Regions from separate parts of the Mus musculus genome. Here regions 1 and 2 are each linked to region 3. The links are chromatin loops, found by intact Hi-C in ENCODE. Cell type or tissue: heart. All regions are shown on one strand. Links, peaks and the distances in the headings refer to the core of each region. The heading gives the core; the rest is flanking DNA.

What was found. Peaks named below come from ENCODE experiments on the same cell type or tissue, not always from the same donor. Only the 100,000 strongest peaks of a DNase experiment are listed, where the experiment ranks them.
Region 1: it touches region 3 in a loop (3-fold over the local background); 4 of 42 quality-filtered maps call a loop at or near these places.
Region 2: it touches region 3 in a loop (2.6-fold over the local background); 4 of 42 quality-filtered maps call a loop at or near these places.

The regions. Positions count from the first base shown.
Region 1 is chr1:41,551,123-41,558,899 of GRCm38, forward strand. No RefSeq gene overlaps it. Among named protein-coding and RNA genes, the nearest start is that of Gm35935, 18 kb to the right of the region's middle. In heart, for the core only: no CTCF peak of the experiment used is centred there; a DNase peak (open chromatin) is centred at 4,679.
Region 2 is chr1:41,559,343-41,567,119 of GRCm38, forward strand. No RefSeq gene overlaps it. Among named protein-coding and RNA genes, the nearest start is that of Gm35935, 10 kb to the right of the region's middle. In heart, for the core only: no CTCF peak of the experiment used is centred there; no DNase peak of the experiment used is centred there.
Region 3 is chr1:41,649,311-41,657,087 of GRCm38, forward strand. No RefSeq gene overlaps it. Among named protein-coding and RNA genes, the nearest start is that of Gm35935, 80 kb to the left of the region's middle. In heart, for the core only: no CTCF peak of the experiment used is centred there; a DNase peak (open chromatin) is centred at 3,541.

The DNA of each region.
Region 1 (7,777 bases), core at 2,043-7,042, 97 kb before region 3:
GTAGCATTTTTTTGCTAGTAGCATTGCAAAAGGCTGTCTTAACATTTAAAACTTATTAAATTAAAGATCTATTTGTAACATGGTCTACTGAACATTAGAGAATTTTCACAAGGAAAGGAATACCAATAATTTTCAAGGAACTCTCTTGATTTTGTATAAAATTATGTGGATTTAAAAAATAAAACTAGTGTGATTGCTATAAATGCTACAGTCACCATGCATTTGGAAAAGACTATTAAGTTTTCTTTAAACTATGTTTCACACTAATAAAAATGCATGCCAGTGTCCATTTGGAACTTAGACTGAATGTCCTGACCTTGGCTGCATGTGCATGTGGCAGTTTGCCCATGGGGACATTTCTAAGGACTATCGTAGTACCCCAAGAAAGTCTAGAACTTTTATCTATTTTTGCCCTTGAATTTCACATCTATCTAGAATTTGAAGATGTTATCCATTTGAAGAACAGCAAGAGGTCAAGGACAAAGTACATTGATCCTGGATTCCTGAAAACAGCTATTTAACTTCTACTGAAAAATGAATGGGCTCTATTCCATGTAACTAATGCACAATACCTTCACTGACCTTCATAGGGTCGGTGTTATACAACTGGTACTCATGGTGCAGGAATTAGCAGGTGGTAGAACCGTTGGGAAGAAGGACTCAGGAAATGTTTTAGGTGTCTTTGGCATGCCCTGGAGGGAATGCGTGTCTCATCCTTATCCTCTTTTGCTCTCTAGCTCTTGGGCAATTGCATGTTCTTGCATAGTCTGTCTAAGTACAGGGACTGATAACTCATGAGCAGGACTCTCGCAAACTATGAGCCATCTTAAATATTTACTCTTCGCAAGTTTATTGTTTCAGATAATTCGTTGTAGTGGTTCAAAAGCTAATGCAATATTTGTCCTCTTTTTATGCTGGAAGAAAGTAGAGAAAGTATGCAAATTTTAACAAATGTTTTCTAAACTGCTTTCCATAACCACCCACTGTTCAACGAATGATGCATAATCTCCTAAGTCACCCAAAGTCAAATATGATATAATTTCTCAAAAACGAAATAGCTAGGAGATAAAAAGATTTCTTAGTGGTTAGTAGCATTCGCTCTTCTTTTAGAGGACCAGAGGTCAGTTCCCAGAATCTATGTTGGGCTGGTTGCAACTGTCTTCATCCCAAGCTGCAAGGTTTTTTTGTCCTCTTCTACCCTCCAAGCACTCATATGCAAATGCCCATAATACACACATGCACACAAATGTACAGATACACACACACACACACACTATGCAATATGTTATACACTAAGAGGGAGAAATAAATGTTTCTTTAATCTACAGAAATACTGACATTTTTAAATGCTGGCCTATCATCTTATTCCACTGAATCACTTATTAGGAGTACCAGATATAATAATCATGATAGTTGTATTAAATAGTTTGTTATACCATATATAATAGTCATGATAGTTTTATTAAATAGTGTGATTACCTTCAAGTCAATATCAAACAAAATCTTGCTAGCAAACTGACTTGCTGACTCTTGCTTCTCATATTTAACATATAATGAGCTTTAGCTTTCAGCACTACTGCTTTATATCTTTAAAAGTACTGTTTGTGTCATTTCCATGCCATTAAACTTTAAAAATTAATATTATAAAAATTAAGAGAAAGAATGGTGTGTGTAGGTATGTGTATTTGCACTGAGTGTACAAGTAGTACTTTTTAGTAACTGCTGTTAGAAAGCCTGCTTTTAGCAACTATTAACTGCCTTTATCTCAGGAATGATACTGGGTGAAGAATGCAGTGGAACAAAGACCAAGGATTACCCAATTTGTAACATTTAAATGAAATTATTAACTCTATATACCCTTAGGTAAAGATCAACAGGTGACTGTGGAAGAGAAAGAGAGATCATGTCTTAGTTAGGGTATAACTGCCGTGAAAAGACATCATGACCAAGGTAACTCTTATAAGGACAACATTTAATTGGGCTGGCTTAAAAGTTCAGAGGTTCAATCCATTATCATCAAGGCAGGAACATGGCATTGTCCAGCCAGGCATGGTGCAGGAGGAGCTGCGAGTTTCGCCTCTTTCTGAAGCCACCTAGAAGACTGACTTCTAGGCAGCTAGGTGAGGGTCTTAAAGCTCATATTCACAGTGACATACTTCTTCAAACAAGGCCATACCTACTTCAATAAGGTCACACCTCCTAATAGTACCTCTCCCTGGGTCAAGCATATACAAACCATTACAGCTAGTCTTCTCGAGTGACAAGCCTCCTCAGAGGAGTTAAGCTCAAGTGGTCAGCCAGAAACACATAGGCACAGAAGCAACACTGAACAGACACAATAGACTAAATATATACATGTGCATGAGCACACACACATGTATGATTGTGTATGTAAAAATAAATAAACAGGAAGTCATGAATTTGAGAGGGAGAGGTGGGGAATGTTTGAGGAGTTGAAGGTAGGAGAATGAGGAGTAACAATGTAAACACAGCACTTAGGCTTGAGCTTATCAAAAAAGTTTAACTTTTTTTTTCCATATGAAATATATAGTATAAAACATTAAATTTTTAATTAAAAATAAAAAAGTGGAAAATGTTCAAAAATGAAGACTGAGGGTACAAAGGTTACTCTTGACATGTTATTTCTTTTACAAATTTCACTTCTTTAAACCTATGAATACAAATGTATATACTTAATAGATAGCCTGGCCTATTGAAGTAGGCATGCATTAGGAAATAGTTGAGTCTAGTTATTTAATTTAGGTTTATCTTGTATGCTTTTTTGGTAGTGGGATCACTTACTTTCTGCTCTCACACAATTTTAACATTCATTGTTTATAATTATTCCCTACTATAATAAGACATAACATATTATTAACCCTGCTTACCATGACGTATAGTAAGATGCCTTAAAGTTTTACGAAAAGTATACACACGTATACACAAGAAATTTTGTTATTTAGACAGACTTTTATTCCTACTGCAATATTTCTCCACAATTCTGGCATCAGTCCTTTGAGAAGAAAATAAAGGTGGTTAAAGAATGGGGATCCCAAATGGAAGAGTTAGGGGAAGGACTGAAGGAGCTGAAGGAGATTGCAACCCCAAAGGAAGAACAACAGTATCAACTAACTGGACCCAACAGAGCTCCCAGGGACAAAACTCCCAACCAAAGAGTACACATGGAGGGACCCAGGGCTCCAGATTTATATGTAGCAAAGGATTGTCTTATCTGCCATCAATGGGAGGGGAGGCCCTTGGTCTTGTAGAAGCTTGATGCCCCAGCATAGGGGGTTTTTAGAGGGGCAAGGGAAGAGTGGGTGGGTGGGTGAACACCTTCTTAGAGGCAAAGGGGAGAAGGGGTGTGTTGGGAGAGTAACAGAGGGGAGACTGGGAGTGGGGACAACATTTGAAATGTAAATAAATAAAAGAAAATAAAAATGAGCAGCCAACCCTAGATCTTAACTTTGAAAGCTGAGTGCCAAGCCTCAATGTTTAGGGAAAGTGACAAAGGCTATTTTCCAATTTGTCCATGCTTCCCCATTCCCTGGGAAGATTAGGCTTGATGGAGCTGGATGTGGGAGTATGGAAAAAGGGCATAGATAAGAGAGGTGTCACGGGGTTCTTTCAGAAAGGCCCTAGCCTTCTCCCTCCCTAAAGCTGACCCTAGGAACCCTGCTTCTGAAATTGAGTTAGAAATTAGAATGTTAGTACCTACTGTCTTTTGATTCTCTGGGAATGGGCCAAGTTTCTTTGAAAATGTGGGATTTAAAGTAGTATATCAGAGAAGAATTCTAGGCCCAAGGAAAGCTTTAGATATTCCTTGTCACAAGGCCCTCAGAGGAGGAATAATAACTTTCATGGACTACAGATCCCTACAAGAGTGGTCAAAGGGGCAAAGAAAGGGGAGTTAGAAGCTGGACAATGCAGTCATCATTGAATGAACCTGTGAGCCAAAAGCAGATGCAGGAATGGGTGTTTCATAGGTACCCAGGGAAGGGCGTTGATCCCGGCAGATGTCACTACAGAGAGGGGCTAGCAATTCCTATTGTGTTTCTAGTTCATTAGTTCTACTTAGATCAGCTACAGTCATATGGTCAGGGCCAGGAATAGAGCTCACACTCTGATTACATGAATATTGCAGCAGCAGTATGGAATATGAACTCTTCCCAGCCTGCTATGTTCCACTTGTTATTGGCTGCCTGTCCTCAGCTCAGTCCTAAGTAACATATAATCTCTTCCTCTGCTGAACCATTCTGCATCAAAGGAGTTTCACATAATATTAAGTAATAAAAATTGCTTTAATATTCTGGTTGAAATTTATGAAAGATTTCCAAGTTATAAATCTTAAGAACTACTTGATCAATATATTTTTGATTAATAAATTTCTGGTTTAGAAGTACATCCATTTTTTTCTTTTCATTAGAGCATGAATATTTTGTTTGTGGGGTTGTTTTCTTTTGTTACTTTTAAAAGTTTGTCTGTGTTGAAAAGGCTGAAATCAGAGACTAGAAACAGATAAGTAAGAGAAAGCTTAAGTGAAAGATATGTATGTGTCTAAATTAACATCAAAACAGCAGTCACATATTTAACTTGGCACTAGTTCATTGGCTCTTCTATCCAGTGGTACACTAGTCAATGATAAGCTAGATTCTCAGAACCGCCCAGCCTCACATGCTGCCAATTCCTGACTCACACACAGAAGCTTACTCTGGCATACACTGAGTACAGACCAGGGGATTTGGCCTCTGCTGTATTATTCTGGAGAGCCTGCAGTAAAAGATAAACAGGAGGCTTCCGGGAAGCATGTCTTGATTAGCCAAAGATTCCCCTTTAGGAGAGCAAAGGGCTTTTCTCAAAAAACACTCACAGAGCAGCTGACAATGGGGTCTGTTGTTAAAAGCAGTGTTACGTTGTTCTGAGTGGATTGAAGGTGTATCCTATAACAGGAAAGTTCCTCTTTCTACTGGTGCTAGAAACCCTCACCTTCTTGTCGTACAATGGCTTCACCCCAAAACCACACCAGAAGAAGCTTTATAAGGACTTTGGATAATGCTTAGGGAATCACAGAGACCTAGCTCATCAGTGTGTGCCTCCAGCTCTTCTGTGTGCTTTCTATTTTCTACATTTTCTCCTGGGAATGACATTATGTAACACTCGTATTTCCCAAGTTAGTTAGGGCTGTGTGTGTAGTCAACTGTAAATGCTACAGATCCCACAACCTACACCCAAGGGATGTTAAGTTACAGTCAGTCCATTTTTCCATGCAGCAGTAATTTAATAAATATAACATAGTAAAAAACAACAATAATAGTGTGGCCTTAGGAACACTTGACAGGATAAAACAAAATAACTTTGCGAAGACCCAACCAATAGGTATATGTTGTACCTATTTGGCTCACCAGTGTTTATCTTATTAGCGTGAGCTATAGAGGGCATATTGATTTATTCCCTCTGGTTGGTAAGTTCCACCTTCTGACAATAAATGCACTATATTGGAAAAGTGCCTATAGAAATTGCAATATATCTTGGAGAGTTATGAAAAAATAGCCATTCTCTAGAAAACTTAAGTATCTACACAGAAATACACACCAACACACACACACACACACACACACACACACACACACACAGAGTCATAGGCATACAAAAATCCAAAGGTACCTGTGGACTTGAGGGCTAGGAAACTACCCTTGTCGGGAGGGGAGTGTGAGGCATAAAAACTATTGAAAATGTCTGTATGTTATTATTTTAATGCTTTGCCTATATGTATGTATCTCTGTATCATGTGCTTTCCTATGGAAGCCAGAATAGTGTGTTAGATCCCCTGGAGATGGACTTACAGACGGTTGTGAGCCACCATGTGGGCAGCCGGAATTGAACCTAGGTCCTCTCTAAAAGTAACAGGTTCATTGACACATCTCTACAGCTCCGCACTCACACCAAACCCTTTCTTTTAAAAGCATGTTTTCAAAATGCAAAGATGTATAAGAGATCGTGAAGATCAGGCAAAAATAATCTTCCCCTTCAAACAAACAAGTGAAATCTACACATGTAGAATTAGTAAGAAAATATTTTTCTATTTGAAAGGTGCAGTGATCTCTGTAGGGTTCTACTAGTCTAGTGTCTGTCAGAGCAATTAGCTCTAATTAGCACATCCATGGGCAAGGTTCCATGAGATGCAAGCATGAGATGGGCAGAAACGATAATCCCCTTATCTCTCTTGCCACTGATTCCTCTTCAAAATTAGATTGCAGTGCTTTGTGGAAGTCTTTAAGGCCATTTTACTGCCACCAGCTGGCTGACACCAAAGACAGAGGGCTGCCCGAAGGAATACCTGTCTGTCCTCTCATGAACCCTCACTCCAGTACTGGGAAGTGAAATTCCACAGAAACAGTAAGGCCATTTACATTCAAGATTGGAAGCTCCTGTGGCTTCCAACGTGTGTGTTACAGTTTGGCACAATAGTGAAATACTCTTGTATGCCTCAGGAAAACAGCTGCATGAGGCAGTCAAGGGGTTTCCTAACTAATGGAGGTTTGCAAAACTTCTACAAGTTTAGTAGCTAAGAACAGTTTTTCTTCTTTTCTATGCTCTGATCTAAGACTATTTTTCATCTTGAATTAGAATTACATCCTGAATCAACATTTAAGCTTAATCTATATAAGAGCTGTTTTTATTAAATTATTATGATTATGAGGATATGATTATGACTGTATAGTATACATTAATTGGATGACATAATATGTATCATGTTTAATATATCATACTGTTTATGAGCTATAATTCTATTAATTTTCTTCCTTAATTTTGATGTTTATCTAATATTCAAATCTTCAAGCAATATTAAATATATTATATAAAATAATTGAGAATTTTGTTCATACAGTTTTAGAATCATTGATATAAACTATATAAATTAGTATAGTAATTTGAGAATAAAGCTTTGATGATTTCTTTTGAAAATGAGAATAGTCACATCTTTGGGAGCACAGTGTGAAAGAGTAAGATGGCACTCACAATCTATGGGTACACCTTTATATTCATTTAAAATCCATTAACATTTTACTTGGGACCAGAAAACACACACACAGTGACAGAGAGGTACATGTATAAATAGGTGTTATATTCACTATATATCCAGGTAGAAAGCATGAACATTTAGACACCTGCATGAAATATGCGCTTACTATTCTATGTAGAATATATAAAGTAATCCATATATATACTATATACAGTAACATATACATAATACTATATATTACATAAACTCTCATATAAACACACATATATAGTGTGACATATGTATACATTTATATAAGAGTATATATTTCTACCTATATGTATAGGTATGTATATTAATACTTTTAGCTTTTATATACTCATAAGGTAGAATTCAAAATATAGCATCAAAATAAGTAAAATATCTAACAGTAACAATATAAAATATTATTTATTCACCTAGCAACTAAAATTCTGAATTCTTGATAGATGTACAATATGGGAGGATTTTTAAGCTATGTTAAATAGTTTATAGCACAGTGGTTACTTTAAAATAGTACACAACTGAAAAGAGATAAAGTTATTTCTCTTATTTGTTCTTATACATTTATGAACAGATCCTGTTTTTCATCCTGATGTGGTATTTCTTTTATAATTATGAAATACTCCTTAAACCCAAAACTCGCAAGAAAAGTAAATTGTCTCAAATTAAATTATGAACAATTTGAGAAACAAGTTGGTAGACAAATGATACACAAAGAGAGAGACACCAGCA
Region 2 (7,777 bases), core at 748-5,747, 90 kb before region 3:
AACATTATTGACATACTTTAACCCACATTTCCCGCTGCTCGCAGGCGTCCTACTGGTCAGTCAATTCCGATTTGGCAAGAGCCACATCGACACGTGCTCCCGCTGACTTGCTTGGCTGCAGTCAAAGATAGCAGAATCTGGTGGCTAGGTCCTGGGGTTCAAGGGTCAGTGGTCTAACGCTCACCCAAGGTCAAGGTGATGGCAACCCCTCTCCAGAGACTTGGCTTCATTTCTAACCTGCCCTTGAAACTGATCAATAGCATCACAAACCATGCCTCCGGAGCACAAAAGACCATAGGATCTAAACACTGCTATGTCATATCTAAGTAAATCAGAAGCATAAAAGCCATGCAGGGAAATTTAACTTGTCAGTGAAAGGAAAAAGCCATAGTGAAACATGCATATACAACATTATAATTAGTAAAATAATAAATAATTTGAATATATATATATATACACACATATATATGTAAAGAAAAGACATTTATGAAAAATAAATTTCTGAGCTATATTTTTATTGTTCAACTTCAGAAACTTAAGTCTCATGCTGTAACTTCATTGGTCTGAACTTTCTAAAATAAAGGGGTAGTCAGTAGTTGCCAAGACTTTATTTAATAGGAGTGTATGTTCTCCTTCAACCTTAGATTTATTTTTATTTATTTTTATTTTTAATTTTTGTTGTTGCCCATTTCAAACTCTCTGCTACTCCCAGGCTCTCTGTGAATTATTTCAGCTGAAGATGCGCACCTTCCAGATAGCATGGAGAAAAACCGGCCACGTGAAGTATAAACAGAAGGCTGCTAAGCTGGGCCAAGCTTCATTTGGATAGTCACCAGAACAGATAGTGACAGTTTTGTTGGCCTGCCACTGTCTGTTCCAGAACAAGAAGCTGGGGCCTTTAATGACCCCAGCCCAGTCAGGTCACCCTGGAGCCATCCCTACAGCCAGCTAGGTTTCTTTCACAGCTAGTGAGAGCTCTTCCTGCATCTGGAGGTCATGCATATCATTATGGAGAGTGTGTGGTTTTAACTGGTTCTGCAAGCTCTGTTGCACTCTCTAATGCCACTGCTGTGTGGCTTCATGCTCAGCTCCATCTGCCATTGGTCAGGTTAGAATGACAAAGAAAGAGAAGATCTCTCACAGAATCTGAAATGATGTTACCTTTACCTTCTTTGAGCTGAAAAAAAAAATCGCTCAGCGAAGGAAGGCAGTTGATGTGTATTAAGTACACCTATTGAGGCTTTCAGAAGTGGACCTGGAGATACTAGAACTTTTAGTAGTGACTTTTTTTTTTTCAACAAACACTGGTATAGGCAGTCTGAATGACGACTTCTTCATCAATTCATCTTAAAATTATACACTCTTGTAAGCAAAGAAGAGTGTTTTTAGTGCCATCATTAAAAGACCTTGAAGATCAGATACAATGTCCCTACTTTTATCATCATCCTGATCCTTTGTCCAGTATATTCAAGGATATAAATTCAGTGTGTAATCAAAGCACTCAATGTCCCAACGGTAGGCTCTTCAGTGAGGCAGCAGGGACATACAGGACTGAGAAGAATATCACCACCCCCCATACCTGCACTACCTTTAAGTTGCTGCTTCACACACGTTTTGCTGTAAAACGTATTATCAAGACAATATGCAAAACATAAAACTACCCACAAGAGGTTAAAATCCACCATAGCCACAGCCAGGAGAGAATTTACCACATCCTGCCAGACACATATAAAATAGTTTCTTGATTCAAACTCTGATTTCTTACCATTGACCAAAGGTTTAATCATCAGTCAGTGTTCAGTAGCTGTTTTAAAAAAGAATCATCAATAATTTCCTTAAGACAGGTAACAGCTCTTTGCATCTCTTAGGCAAACTGCAGGCCTCATTCCTTAATCTTAGCAAAAAAAGAAAGTTAGACTATTTTAGAAGGTTGTTATAATTAGCCTTTACACACATAAGTGTTTATATTAGCATTTCTAAGTATCTGATGGGAATGATAGATTTCCTCTGCATATGAGACAGAATATACCTTCATCTGTATTGAATGTCAATTAATCCTTACTACCTCCCTCTGAAATTGTTATAATAGTTGTATAAATATTTTTATTCTCTATTAATTTCTTATATGTACAAGCTGCATTTCTTGTATGAGTTACTTTTTCATATCATTTTTAAGTGGGTGTTTGCCTATGCTCCATAAGAGGAAATATAAGATAATTTTTACTGTTTCACTTCTGAGCTTTGGGTTCTCTGAAACCAAAGCCAACAGTTTTGGCACTGTGCTCTTTTAACATTGACTCACCAGGGATATCACAAATGATAGGTTTGCCTAAGCTCCATGGAGGTGGGGGTCAATTTGTGTGTGTGTGTGTGTGTGTGTGTGTGTGTGTGTGTGTGTGTGTGTGTGTGTGTGTGCACAAGATAACTCATGTCTTATTTAGCAGGTTTGGATACAACACCAAGCTAAGGGTGGTTATTATAGCAACTAATAGCACAGTAACCAGAAGGAGTTGCTAAAATTGAAGGGACATGAATTCATTTATCTTTTATTGGATCAATGCTATTGACTAATTGCTGTAATTCCTGTTTCACAAAAACAGGCAAAATGAATAAATAAAACCCACAACTAGAGATGAAAATGTTGGGGAGAATATTTAGCAGGCCATTGATACTGGAAGAAGATAAAGATTACTGCTAAGCCGATGTTCAGGCTTCAGATTTCACCCTGAAGTTTCTTCTCTGTAGTTTTGTGTACATCATATGACTTACTTGAAATTCTTTTATTCCTCTCAGAGATGAACATAACAATGGGCATCTTCATGTGGTAGTGGAGGGAGACTGTGCTCTTGAAGAGGTACATTAAGCAAAGCTAAGGGAAAATGCATACCCATGCTAGGAGGACTTCAGAGATATTAAAACAGCTAAGGCAAAGAGCTTGAAAGCTTCATGAGAGGGAGCAGAAATTGCACACTAAGTTGCTAATGGCAGAGGCACGGGGCTATTCAGCAGTAACAATGACAGCAGATGCCATGTAGCATGCTAGCAAGTTCTGAAGGGAACAAACTATCGCTTAGCATCTCAGCTCCAATAAACCATCAACAATATATAAAGTCAGTATAAAAGTGTTCTGAACACACAGAAGAGCAGAGCTGATATGTGTCTACACTTAGGAAGATGCTAAGTGATTCAGCTGAATGAAGGAAATGAGTTAACAGGAAAGGGGAGAGAAAGAGAGAGAGAGAGAGAGAGAGAGAGAGAGAGAGAGAGAGAGAGAGAGAAGAGCCTCCTGTAGCTGGCAGTTCCTCCAAAAGATGCAGATGACTTGCAGGAAGCAGGGCTAAGTGAGGATGATTGCTCTGAAGTTCCAGGTTGGTGCAGCATTATATGAAGAGCTTCTTGGTTACCAGGAACAAACTCGGGAGCTAGGCAAGGAAAAGTTAAAGAAGACCATTTGCAGAAATCAACAGGAGGTTGACAATGATTATTATAGGTCTTGTTTAATAATTTTTGTGAAACAGGAATTACAGCAATTAGTTAATAACATCGATCTAATAAAAAAATGAATTCCCATTTCTTCAAATTCAGCAAATAGTTTTGGTTGCTGTGTTATCAGTTGCTTTAATGGTTACTCTTAGTTAACAGGAGAGGGAAACAGAGAACAAAGGGCATCCTGTACACACACACACACACACACACATATATATGCATATATATATACATATTAGTATTATAGATTATACTAAGGTATAATAAAGTGATAGAAATAAAAAATACTAGCAAAAACTGCACTCACAGTACACAAGTATTGCACACTTGTCTATGCAATAGTTTACTTTAGACAGAACTATGACTAGGTGTGTGAAAGAAAAAGAGAAGCAGGCACCAGCTCAACCTTTTCATGTTCAATGAGCTCTGTAGGTGCTGTCTTCAGCAACAAGGCCTGGCCATCAGTTGTAGAAAGCAAACTACACCCTTGGAGAAATATATGGGTGAGTTGAAGGTACTCATAGGACACCTTTGGTCAACAATTCAGTTAAATCTAATCCATTCCCTACAACGCAAGCTTCATTTGGTGATGAGATGACAAGCTGGGGCTCTGTCTCCTCCATTGCTTGGTGATTTCATTTAGATCACAGTCACATGGGTATATGTTTTAGGAGGCTTCTATTATATTAGGTTTCCGTTTGATCCTGTGAATGTCTCACTCTCCATATTCTCCCTCAAGTCCCTCTTCTCCACTTCCTAGATGATTCTTTCTATTCCAGTCCACCACTTACCCATTCATATTATATTTCCATTTCTGTGAGAGATATAATATTCCCACCATTACCACTACTGCCTGCCACTTACTCTATACCTAACCTCTATGCTCATGTGGATAAAAGATTGTAGTTTATTTATCATTGAATTAACAGCTCATGTCCACATATAAGTGGATACATGTCTTATTTGTTTCCTGGGTCTGGAAAACCTTATTAAGGCTGCTGCTGCTGAAGAAGGAGGAGGATGAAGAAGAGGAGAAGGAGGAGAGGGGAAGAGAAGGAGGAGGAGGGGGAGGGGGAGGAGAAGGAGAAGAAGGAGAAGAAGAAGAATGTTGTAGTAAATCTCCAACCCAAATATGCCCTGGCAATGACAACACAACTCAGTTAATATGACTACATGCTGTGCACCTAGATTGGGCAGATCTACCACTACATTACCATCATTCCTGTCTTATGAGACCCCTTAGTACTTGCGGTTTCTCCAGGTCATGTGCTTCTACTCAGCTTTTCTTCTTCTTCCTCCTCCTCTGCATCCTCTCCCTCTTCCATTTTCTCCTTCTTCTCTCTCTCCACCTTCCTCTCCAAATTCCTTTTTATCTGCCCAATCATCAGCTCTCCTTTATTTTACCAATTAAGGTGGGAAGCAGCTTTACAGGAAATCACCTGAGTGCTGACTCATTCCTTGTTTGCAGTCACTCACAGGAAGATGGAATTAATATCATATATAATTAGCCCCAGGGCTATCCACAACAGAAGAGAAGGAGGAGAAGGAGGAGGAGGAGGAGGAGGAGGAGGAGGAGCAGGAGCAGGAGCAGGAGCAGGAGGAGCAGGAGGAGAAGGAGAAGGAGAAGGAGAAGGAAAAGCTGATGGTGATGATGACTTACTATTTTTTTCCGCAATTTTCTTTTCTTTTTTTGATTTTTTTATTAGATATTTTCTTTATATACATTTCAAATGCTATCCCAAAGTTCCCTATACCCTCCCCCGCCCTGCTTCCCTACCCACCCACTCCCACTTCTTGGCCCTGGTGTTCCCCTGTACTGGGGCATATAAAGTTTGCAAGACCTAGGGGCCTCTCTTCCCAATGATGGCCGACTAGGCCATCTTCTGCTACATATGCAGCTAGAGACACGAGCTCTGGAGGTACTGGTTAGTTCATATTGTTGTTCCACCTATAGGGTTGCAGACCCTTTTAGCTCCTTGAATACTTTCTCTAGCTCTTTCATTAGGGGCCCTGTGTTCCATCCAATAGATGACTGTGAGCATCCACTTCTGTATTTGCCAGGCACTGGTATAGCATCATATGAGACAGGTATAAAAGGGTCCCTTCAGCAAAATCTTTCTGGCATATGCAATAGTGTCTGGGTTTGGTGGCTGATTATGGGATGGATCCCTGTGTCGGGTAGTCTCTGGATAGTCCATCCTTTCGTCTTAGCTCCAAACTTTGTCTCTGTAACTCCTTTCATGGGTATTTTGTTCCCTATTCTAAGGAGGAATGAAGTATCCACCCATTGGAGGATATCATCCTTAGTGAGGTAACCCAATCACAAAAGGAGTCATTAGATATGTACTCACTGATAAGTGGATATTAGCCCAGAAACATAGAACACCCAAGATACAATTTGCAAAACACAAGAAAATCAAGACTTACTATTTTCTAGTTCCATTCACTTACATGTGAATTTCATGATTTTTCTTTTTTTTTTTTAAATTCATGAGTGTAAGTGTAGGTTTTTTCAATACACAAGTGTAAGTGTAATTCTGTAAGTATACCACCATTTCTTTAATCAATCAGCTGTTGAAAGTTACCTAGGCTATTTCCAATTTCTGGTTTCTATGAGTGGAGTAACAATGGACATAGTTGAGCAAGTGCCTATGTTCTGGCATTCCCCTATACTGAGGCATAGACCTTTCACAGGACCTAGGGCCTCTTCTCCTATTGATGACCAACTAGGCCACCCTCTGCTACATATACAGTAAGTGCCCTTTGTGTAGATGCCCAAGGGTGGTACAGCTGAATCTTGGAGTAGATTGATTGACATCTTCCTGAGGAATGTCCACACTGATTTCCATAGTGGCTGCATAAATTGGCACTCCTACTAGCAATGATTGCAAGTTCCCTCATCTGGAACCTTCGGCCACATGGGCTAATGTTCTTGTTGTCAGAACTCACTCTGCAGCCTATCAAAGGAGAAACATAAATGCCAACCCAGCTACAAATCCTTTGTTCTACAATGGTGCCCCCCTTCTAAAATATGCTGTGTAATGGTGGCACAGAGCTTGTGGGAGTCACCAATCAATTTCTGATTGGTTTCAAGGCACACTCCATAAGATAGGACCCATACATACCCAATGCTGCCTGGGTAACTGATACCAGATAGTCTGGGGATGAAGGGTAAAACCAAGTACTACTGTTCTACACAAGGAACATAGCAATAAAATGACTCCTAATGATATTCTGCTACACTCATGGATCTTGCTTAGCCATCATTAGAGAAGCTTCCTCTTGAAGCAGATGAGAACAGAAACAGAGACCCATAGACAGACATTATGCAGAGAGTGAGAAATTTGGAACACTCAGCCCTAAATGGGTTGTCTCCATCAAATCCATCTCCTCAGAGAATAGGTACCCCTGTGAAAGAGGATTCAGAAAGAGTAGAAGAACCCGAGGGGACTGGAGGATACCAAGGAAACAAAGAATTCTAAACTCAACAAGACAGATGCACACATGGAATCTCAGAGACTGAGGTATCATGCATAGGACCTGCAAGGTCTGCAACAAATGGGATCCTAGAGCTGAAAGGAGAGTGGACAGATGCCCCACCCAAATGAAGAAGGTATATCCCATTGATAGCTGCTTGTTATTGAAAACTTAGATGTCTCCAAGGGAGTCCCATTAGGGAAACAAACTTGTCTAAGGGTAGGCATCATGTCCAGCAGTAGATGGCCAACAGAAAACAAAACAAAAACTCAATGACATCTTTAGAGGTTTCTTGTTTCATAAATTCATCGTAGGTCCTTTTTTTTCCTTCACTTTTTTTATTAGATATTTTTTTATTTACATTTCAAGTGTTATCCCCTTTCCTAGTCCCCCCCCCCCACGAAAATCCCTTATCCCCTCCTGCCTCCCCCTGCTCCCCAACCCATCCACTCCCATTCCCAGTTCTGGCATTCCCCTATACTGGGGCATAGACCTTTCACAGGACCTAGGGCCTCTTCTCCTATTGATGACCAACTAGGCCACCCTCTGCTACATATACAGCTAAAGCCACAAGTTCGACCATGTGTTTTCTTTCATTGGTGGTATAGTTACAAGGAGCTCTGGGGGTACTGGTTAGTTCATACCTCTTCAGCTCCCTGAGTCTTTTCTCTAGCTCCTTCATTGGGGATCTTGTGCTCCATCCAATAGATGACTGTGAGTATCCACTTCTGTCCTTGACTTTTTTTTCTTTTTTTAAAATTAGGTATTTATTTCATTTACATTTCCAATACTATCCCAAAAGTCCCCCATACCC
Region 3 (7,777 bases), core at 1,258-6,257:
ATATGCTTCTCATTCCTCTGTAAGCCTCCAATAATATAGATCTCTGTGTATATACATCTGTGTATATGTGTGAACTGAGGAGAAGATATGATCTTGAACCCTTGAACCTATTCATATGGACTCAATGCTCTGGCAGTCAGTTGGGGCACTCGGGGGAACAATTTGGAGGAAGTACTTAAGAGAGAACACTCAGTGTTTAATACAACTGCATTGCTAACTGATTATTTCCTAGTAGTTGACATGGTAATCTTCACAATAAAGCCTGTCTGTTGGTTTTACTACGTAACTGTTCTGTTAGCAAACCTTGAAACCTTAGCTGGCAAAGAAGAAACATGTAATCTCTTCCATTTTTCTCTCTTTAGTATCCTCAAACAATTTTCTATTTTCAATGAGATAAGAGAAAAAGTAACATTTTATTTGGAAATTTGATTAATTACTGGATTGACTACTAAATCTTACAGAGATCTATTCAGGTGTGTATGTTTGTTTATATATGTCTATTTGTGTGTGTGTATGTATGTATGTATGTGTGTGTGTGTATGTATGTGTGTATTGGTGTGTGTATGTGTGCATGTATGTGTGTGTATGTATGTAGGTGTTTGTGTATGTGTGTGGTGTATGTGTATGTGTGTATATGTGTGTATGTATGTATATGTGTGTATGTGTGCATATGTATGTGTGTGTTTATAAGTGTGTATGCACATGTACTCTAGTACATAACAATGTCATTATTTTTGATCAAAGGAAAGCAAAAACAGCTAAATATTCAGAATCATGGAAAGAATAGTTACTATGGATAACCAGAAAGTTACTTCATAGTTTTTCATTCTTTAAAGTAACACCAGTACTATGGTATTAAGCTGTTTAGTCTTTAACATTTCCATTCTTTTTTCCTTAACGAGTAGGTTTGCCCACATAGAACAGTGTGTGCAGTGTTTGCATTGTTCGTATCTTAGATGTTAGGATAAAAAAAAGTCAGTATTACACAGATCACATTTTACCCCAAATGTATAATCTGCCGTTTTATGGATTGATTCTCCAGTCGTATTTGAAACCCTAGGTTATTACATCTCTGATCTGATATCGCAAGGATTCGCTGACTGAATGGTCTCAGGTGAATGAAAAAGCACATGCCTATCACACAGGACTGATTGCCACTGCATCACCCAGCACAGATGTTTAAATGAGAAGTCTGTTAGATATGCCACCAGGTTACAGACAGATATATGCCATGGTCCTACAATATAAAACATAGCAGGTAGAATGGCAAACTTCAGGCTGTGCTCAAGCATGCTTTGATCAATTATAACTACTTCCACCATAGCCCAGTTATAAATCTATTGCAAAGAATGAGAAGCTAAGGCATGCTTCATTTGCAAAATGTTATCAATAATTTCCCTAGTAATTCAAATATACTCTGATAGGATATGATTTGTAAATGATAAAATGGCAGCAATAAAGCATAATTAAATTTCAAATGGTATAATGAACTATACTCACTTAGGTGGGAAGTCTGCACCCACTCGCAGAGGACAGGAACATCACTGCAGTCAACGTACGCAATTATAAGCAAGAGTTTTCATCTCCACAGTGCCACTACTGCCTCTGCAGTACCCTCAGACAAGTATCAGATATGCCCTATCAGGGGTTGCATTTGACCACCCCAGGAGAAATTTACTTCTAAGAGAACTCCTGGGAGAAAAAGAGGTAATGATACTCGGAGATGTTGGGACTAATAGAATACCAAAGTTCTTAGGTCAGACTCAGAGTTCATAGGTCAGATGCCACCACTTGTTTCAGTGAGGTGAGTGTAATCATTCTAATGACTCTCAAATAAAATCTTACTTCATAGTTTAAAATCAATCTCTGCATTTCATCAAGAAAGTAGCATAAAATAGAATGTGCTAATAGAGAAGCCATGGTTGTCTAATTTTATGTTGCAAATATTGAGACATTGTATCTGAACTCTTTAAAGCTACTTTATTTATTTCTGTGCCACAGTAAAGGATGGACTACTATTTATTTAATATTAGTGAGGGAGTATGCAGAGGAAGTTCTTCTTCATCATCTGTTGGGCTCACATGTTATCTATTCTTAGTTGCTGGATTTCTTTTTACACCCTACCTTTCCTACTCTCATGGACAAGAACCAGCATTTTATCTTTTCTCTAATGCAGTTGTGTGAGAGTTGAAGCAGGGAGGATTTTTCGTTTTAGGTATATAACCATTAAACAGCTGTTTCTAAAGAATGAAATCACATGTCCTGTGATAGAACTAGAAAACCCATTGTAGTATCTTTGAGTGAAACAACCTATTTCAAACTATACACATGATTATAGTTGATCCACAAAAGCTCTTTTTGACCAATCTAACAGCAAAAGCATAAATAAATAAGGAGTCCAAGCCGGCTGTTAATTTTTCTTCACCTCTGGGTAAGTATAGGGTATTGCTGGCTGTGTTACTTTTGAGGTTCAAGGGTGATTCTATGGGCCATGATTTTCAGTGTGGATAAATACAGCTGAAGAGACTGATGTGTGACCTTTACTTTCCAAACCAAGAGCATGTGTAATCTACCCACCATTAATGCAGTTAATGCCCACATCCATATGCAGGAGAGACACTGGCTCCCCTTGGCCCTGGCCCTGGGCCTAAATGTTTCAGTGAATGCTGAGCCAACAATCCACAAAGGCTCTGAACAGTCTCCGGGAGCCGCCCCAGACTTCGCGAACAAAAATACCCGTGTGTGTGAACTTGCCTCAGAAACCCTTTCCTCGTGGGTTTGGACAGCAGCATCTCAAACAATGCTTTTGTTCAGTGGAATGATAGTGCTCCCGCAGACGCTTATCAATTATTGACTGCTTTTATTATATTCTTAGAAATAAGGTGACGATAAGCAGCATTGCTAACGTATGACATCCCTTTCATTATGAATGACTGAGTGATTTCCACACATTTTAAACTCCAAATAAGGAGGTGGGGAAAGGGATGGTAAAAAGAAAGACAAACCTCATACAGATTTCACCTCACTAACGACTTAATTGGCATCACCCCCAGGGTGAAATGTCCTAACACCCCACAACCTTTTATGACAGGAAGTGAAAATTCCATATCCAATTGGAGCTACAGGGATAATTTAGGGAGGCAGAATGTAATTATCCAATTAGGAATTTAGCCAGAACAGAAAGGTTAATCCCCCTTAGTCCTTTGAAAAGAGCCCATGGGATCTTTAATGACGACAAGGGGTCAGGACCTGTGTTTTACAACTTAAGCCAAAAAAAAAAAATTATTCAGACTTCTAGCTCACTTTCTGGAAAAACGGAGGAGTTCAAATGCATCCAACTTAAGGAGTTCTCCCATATCAGAACTGATTAAAACTCACCCATTTCCTGTATTCCCTTTTCTAGGTTACAGAGTCACAATGTGAAAGTTGTCTGGGTTTCACAATGGAGATGCGGGCTTGGCTCACGACACGAGTGGCATGCCTTCCTGCACATGAGACAGAAAATGGCAGCCCTGGTGCTGACTCAGGGGTTTGGAATGTGCCATTGATGCCTGGCTTGCCTCCAGCTTCAAGCTCAGGATCTGCCAAGTTGGCAGGCTGGGGAATTCGCTGTGGCAATTTTTCAAAATGTGAAGACTCAGTCCAAGGAGAGATTTTGTTTCTACATTTTAACTACCAGGACAAGTGACAGGGTCCCCTTTGACAAAGAGTCTGGTCTAAGACAGAAGAGCCCTACTCAAAGGAGAACTGACGGCATATTTGCAAGTACCTCTTATACAAATAACATCCCTTTTGGGCATTCATTTCAGAATTCTGGCCTAAGGAAATATGAATTACAAATTTTTTGTCTGGAAAGCACAGAACACAGACTTGCTGGATGTAGCAGAGATTCGCAGGTCTTCCTATCAGACAGAGTCATGTCATGGGTATTTACAAGTGAAACATTGCTTTCCTTTGGAGCCTAGCCAATATGGGATCATGGAACAGAGCTTTTTGAATTTTCAAAGCTGATAGTGAAAGTGGACGAGGAGGGGGAGATCTATAAGCAAACAAGTACAGCTTTGCCACAAACACTTTGGTGAAACTGGAACAGTACACGGGGATGTTGTTTATTTTCTAAAAGTTCCTTTCTGTCCCAGTAGCATTATTGAATTTTTTTTATGAGAGTATCAAGATATATACACAACAAATTAGGTTATTTGTCAGAGAAGGTATTAGCAGATTTGGTTAGTTTTAGTGAATCAATAGAAATTGTGGTCTTGTTCAATGCAGAAGGATCAGGTTTTAACTACTAATAATATGTCAGATTAAAATTATCAATGATTGATATTAGAAAATGCATCAAGCTCCACCTTCATGAGAATATCTAAAAAGCTTAGCCATGTAAAATAGAATATAAACACTGTAATATTTTAGACATATTTTTACTTTTTATAAAAATTCCAAGGAGACATTTTGTGTCAGATAATTTCAGATCCCTAAATAATTCTTTCTGTAAAAAGCAGAATAAAAAGATCATTTGTACAGGGAAAGGTGAGTTGCTGTTCTTCATATGATAATAGAATAATGATTACATTTGTACCAAAAATAAGAAAATACAGTCACCAAGTGAGTGAAATGCAATAAAAAATCTGAAATGACCAGTAATAATTAAAATTAATGTTAAGGTAATTTTTGTTCCCTCTTAATGTATTTAATTTTTATCAGGTCTATTGGCACCCGAAAAGACAAAAAGATCTTAATTCCATGTATTCACGATGGTCTATTTAGACCTTTCGTGGCAAAAATTAAAAAGAAAAGACAGATCATATGATTATCAACTGTCCTCTATTCAGGAAGAAGACTGACTGAGATGTCTTATGACTTCCCGATAACCATTCAACAGTTATTAAATTTTATTAGATATTAGGAAGGAAGGATAAAACAATATCTGAGATTCCCAAGACAGATGACTTAAAATAAAGACTTTGTTATTGTTTGCATGTACTAAAGCCCGAAGAATTGGAGGCAACTATCAGTCAATACACAGATATTTTTTTTTTCACAGTTCCAGAGAGGCGACAAGCCACATCATTCAGAGGTGATGGAAAAGAGGCAGAGGACGATAAGACAGTGGCGGAAAGAGGCTCTGTGAACTTTTTGTGTGATGGACTTGCCAAGGCAGGGCGAGCAGGCAAGGATTGGCTAGTATAAATGATTTCATCCAATTCTAGAAGTCTTACCTGATGCTCATCTTTAAGGACACAGACAGATCAGCAGGAATTCTTGGATGCCAGCAGGGGGAGAAAGCTTGTGGTGTATTCTGGACTGGTTAGCTTGCATTTGAAAGGGACACTCACAGGTATGTCACTTGCTACTTTCTAAGCATTGAGCAGTGTTTTTTAGAATTTACAGGACTCTGGATCTCAGCCTCAGAAATACAGATTTGACTATACTAGTTGATACATTATGTTTTTATATTTTGTTTCAGGCCTGTCTGGCAATCAAAGAGCTTTTAGGTTGATGAAAGCAAGCACTCATTTGGTTTAAGTATACCCATTTTCTATTGTCACCATAGCTATAAATATTTGTTTAGCATCCACTTGTTTAGGACAGTAGCTTCTTTGTTAAAACCTCTGTCTTGGGCTAACTATGACACTTTTTCTTTGGGTATAATACTTTTTCATGACTCATTAAAAGAATGATCTGGCTTTTCAAATTATTTATTTATTTATTTTATTGCATGTGTCAGCATATGCATTTGTACACATGTGTGGATATCCACAGACGCCTGGAAATAGCAACAGCATCGGATCTCTAGAGTTCGATGTGGTTGTACTTCAACATATGTGGGGGTTGAGGACCAAATCCTGGTCCTCAAGAAGAACAGTGGTTGTTCTTAACTGCTGAGCCATCTCTCCCTCCCAGATTATTTGTCTTATTAATTTGAAAATTAAATGTGAAATCTGTATGATGCCAAGGGCCAAAAAGCACTTGACTAATAGAATGTCTCATTCTACTAAATCTATATAAACAGATATACTGGAGCCCATAAGTTTCTGACTATTCAATAAGGACACTGCTTTCCTGTCTTATGAAAGCAGTGCTTAGTTTATTCATGCCCATTGCTTTATAGTTTCCATAAACTATACCGTCCCCTCCCTTGTTTTTTAATAAGAGTCAGATATCATGGGAGGGTGTTAGTTTATATGAAGTATATGGTAATCACTGTAAAGTCAGTACCTCATCTGTCTAAATACAAAGTTAAAAATCACTGGGTAGACAGAGAAAATGAGATATTCATAGGAAGGGAATGTTGGGGAATTCAAAACAATGTATTGAGGAGGTATACAATCTCATAGCCACTATGTAGGACCTTTTAGGAAAAATGAACCAAGTTTCATCCTCAGAAACACTTAGAAGTTGGTTGTAGATAATGAGGATTGCTTATATGCAATTGTTGAAATTGTCAAGTTACTTTAAAATTTATTTTTAACTTTTTGAGGTTATGAACTAGTGATCATTTTCCCTTCCATTCCTTTCTTCCAAACCCTCTGAGGAGCTCCTCTCCATGTTCTCTTTCAAATGCATCATCACGTTTTCCTTAATTGGTATATGTATATATAGTATATACACAGACACTGCAGCTTTTTAAAAAGTACACACACACACACACACACACACACACACACACATATATATATATATATATATATATATATATATATATATATATATACCTGCACTTATATGCTTTAATGGCTGACCATTAGTATTGAGTAACAGGCTAGTGTGCCCTTCTCTGGGGAAGATTATTTGTTCCTAATATCAACATTGCTTAGTTAGCTACCTGTAGTTCCTTTACTAAGGTTGAGGCCCCTGAGTTTTCTCTCTTCTGCTAACTTCCTTATTGGTATTTTCCTTGTTTTGGTCATGTCTAGGCAGCCATTGCTGAAGAGACCTTATAGGTGTAGATTCTCTGACATTTCTATGACATACATTCTCCCAGTTTGTTTTCTATGAGTCCAAAAATCTCTCCCACTTTTCTGCAATGACTCCTGACCCTTAGGTGCAAGTGTTTGCTGTAGATTTATCAGTTGGAAATGAGTTCTACAACTCCACATTTTGATCACAAGATTTCCTGTAATTGTCTATCTTGCAAAGAGAAATGTCTTCAATGAAGGGTCATAATTACATTTATCTGTGGGTATAAGCATATATATTAGAATGTTGTAAGGATTCGAATGGCTATTCTAAGGAGCTATTGCAGGTTCTCATCCATGGTCCATGATTTCTCCAGGATCCATGACTTCACTACTTTTTGGATAGTTATTTAGGTTTCCAATACCAGGTATGATTTCCCTCTTGCTGATCAGGCCTTAAGGGCAATTGCAGAACTGTAGGTTACCAACAAGGCATGTGTGCCACTATTGTGATTAATAAATGTGATGTTATAAAATGGAAATGCTCCTGCATATTAAAGAAACAATCAATCTGTTGAAGACGAAATCCAGAGGATGGGAGAGAACCTTTGACAGCTATCCATCTAACAAAGATCTAATATCCAGAATATACAGAGGACTCGAAAGGCAAAGAAAGAAAGAAAGAGAGAGAGAAAGAGAGAGAGAGACAGAGACAGAGAGACAGAGAGACAGAGAGAGACAGAGAGAGACAGAGAGACAGAGAGAGACAGAGAGAGACAGAGAGACCCTAATTCTGTATTAGAGCACACGGGGTATTCACTAAATAAAAAGAAAGTTTTTAACGTTTTAGTTTTATGGCTAGTTGGAATTAAATA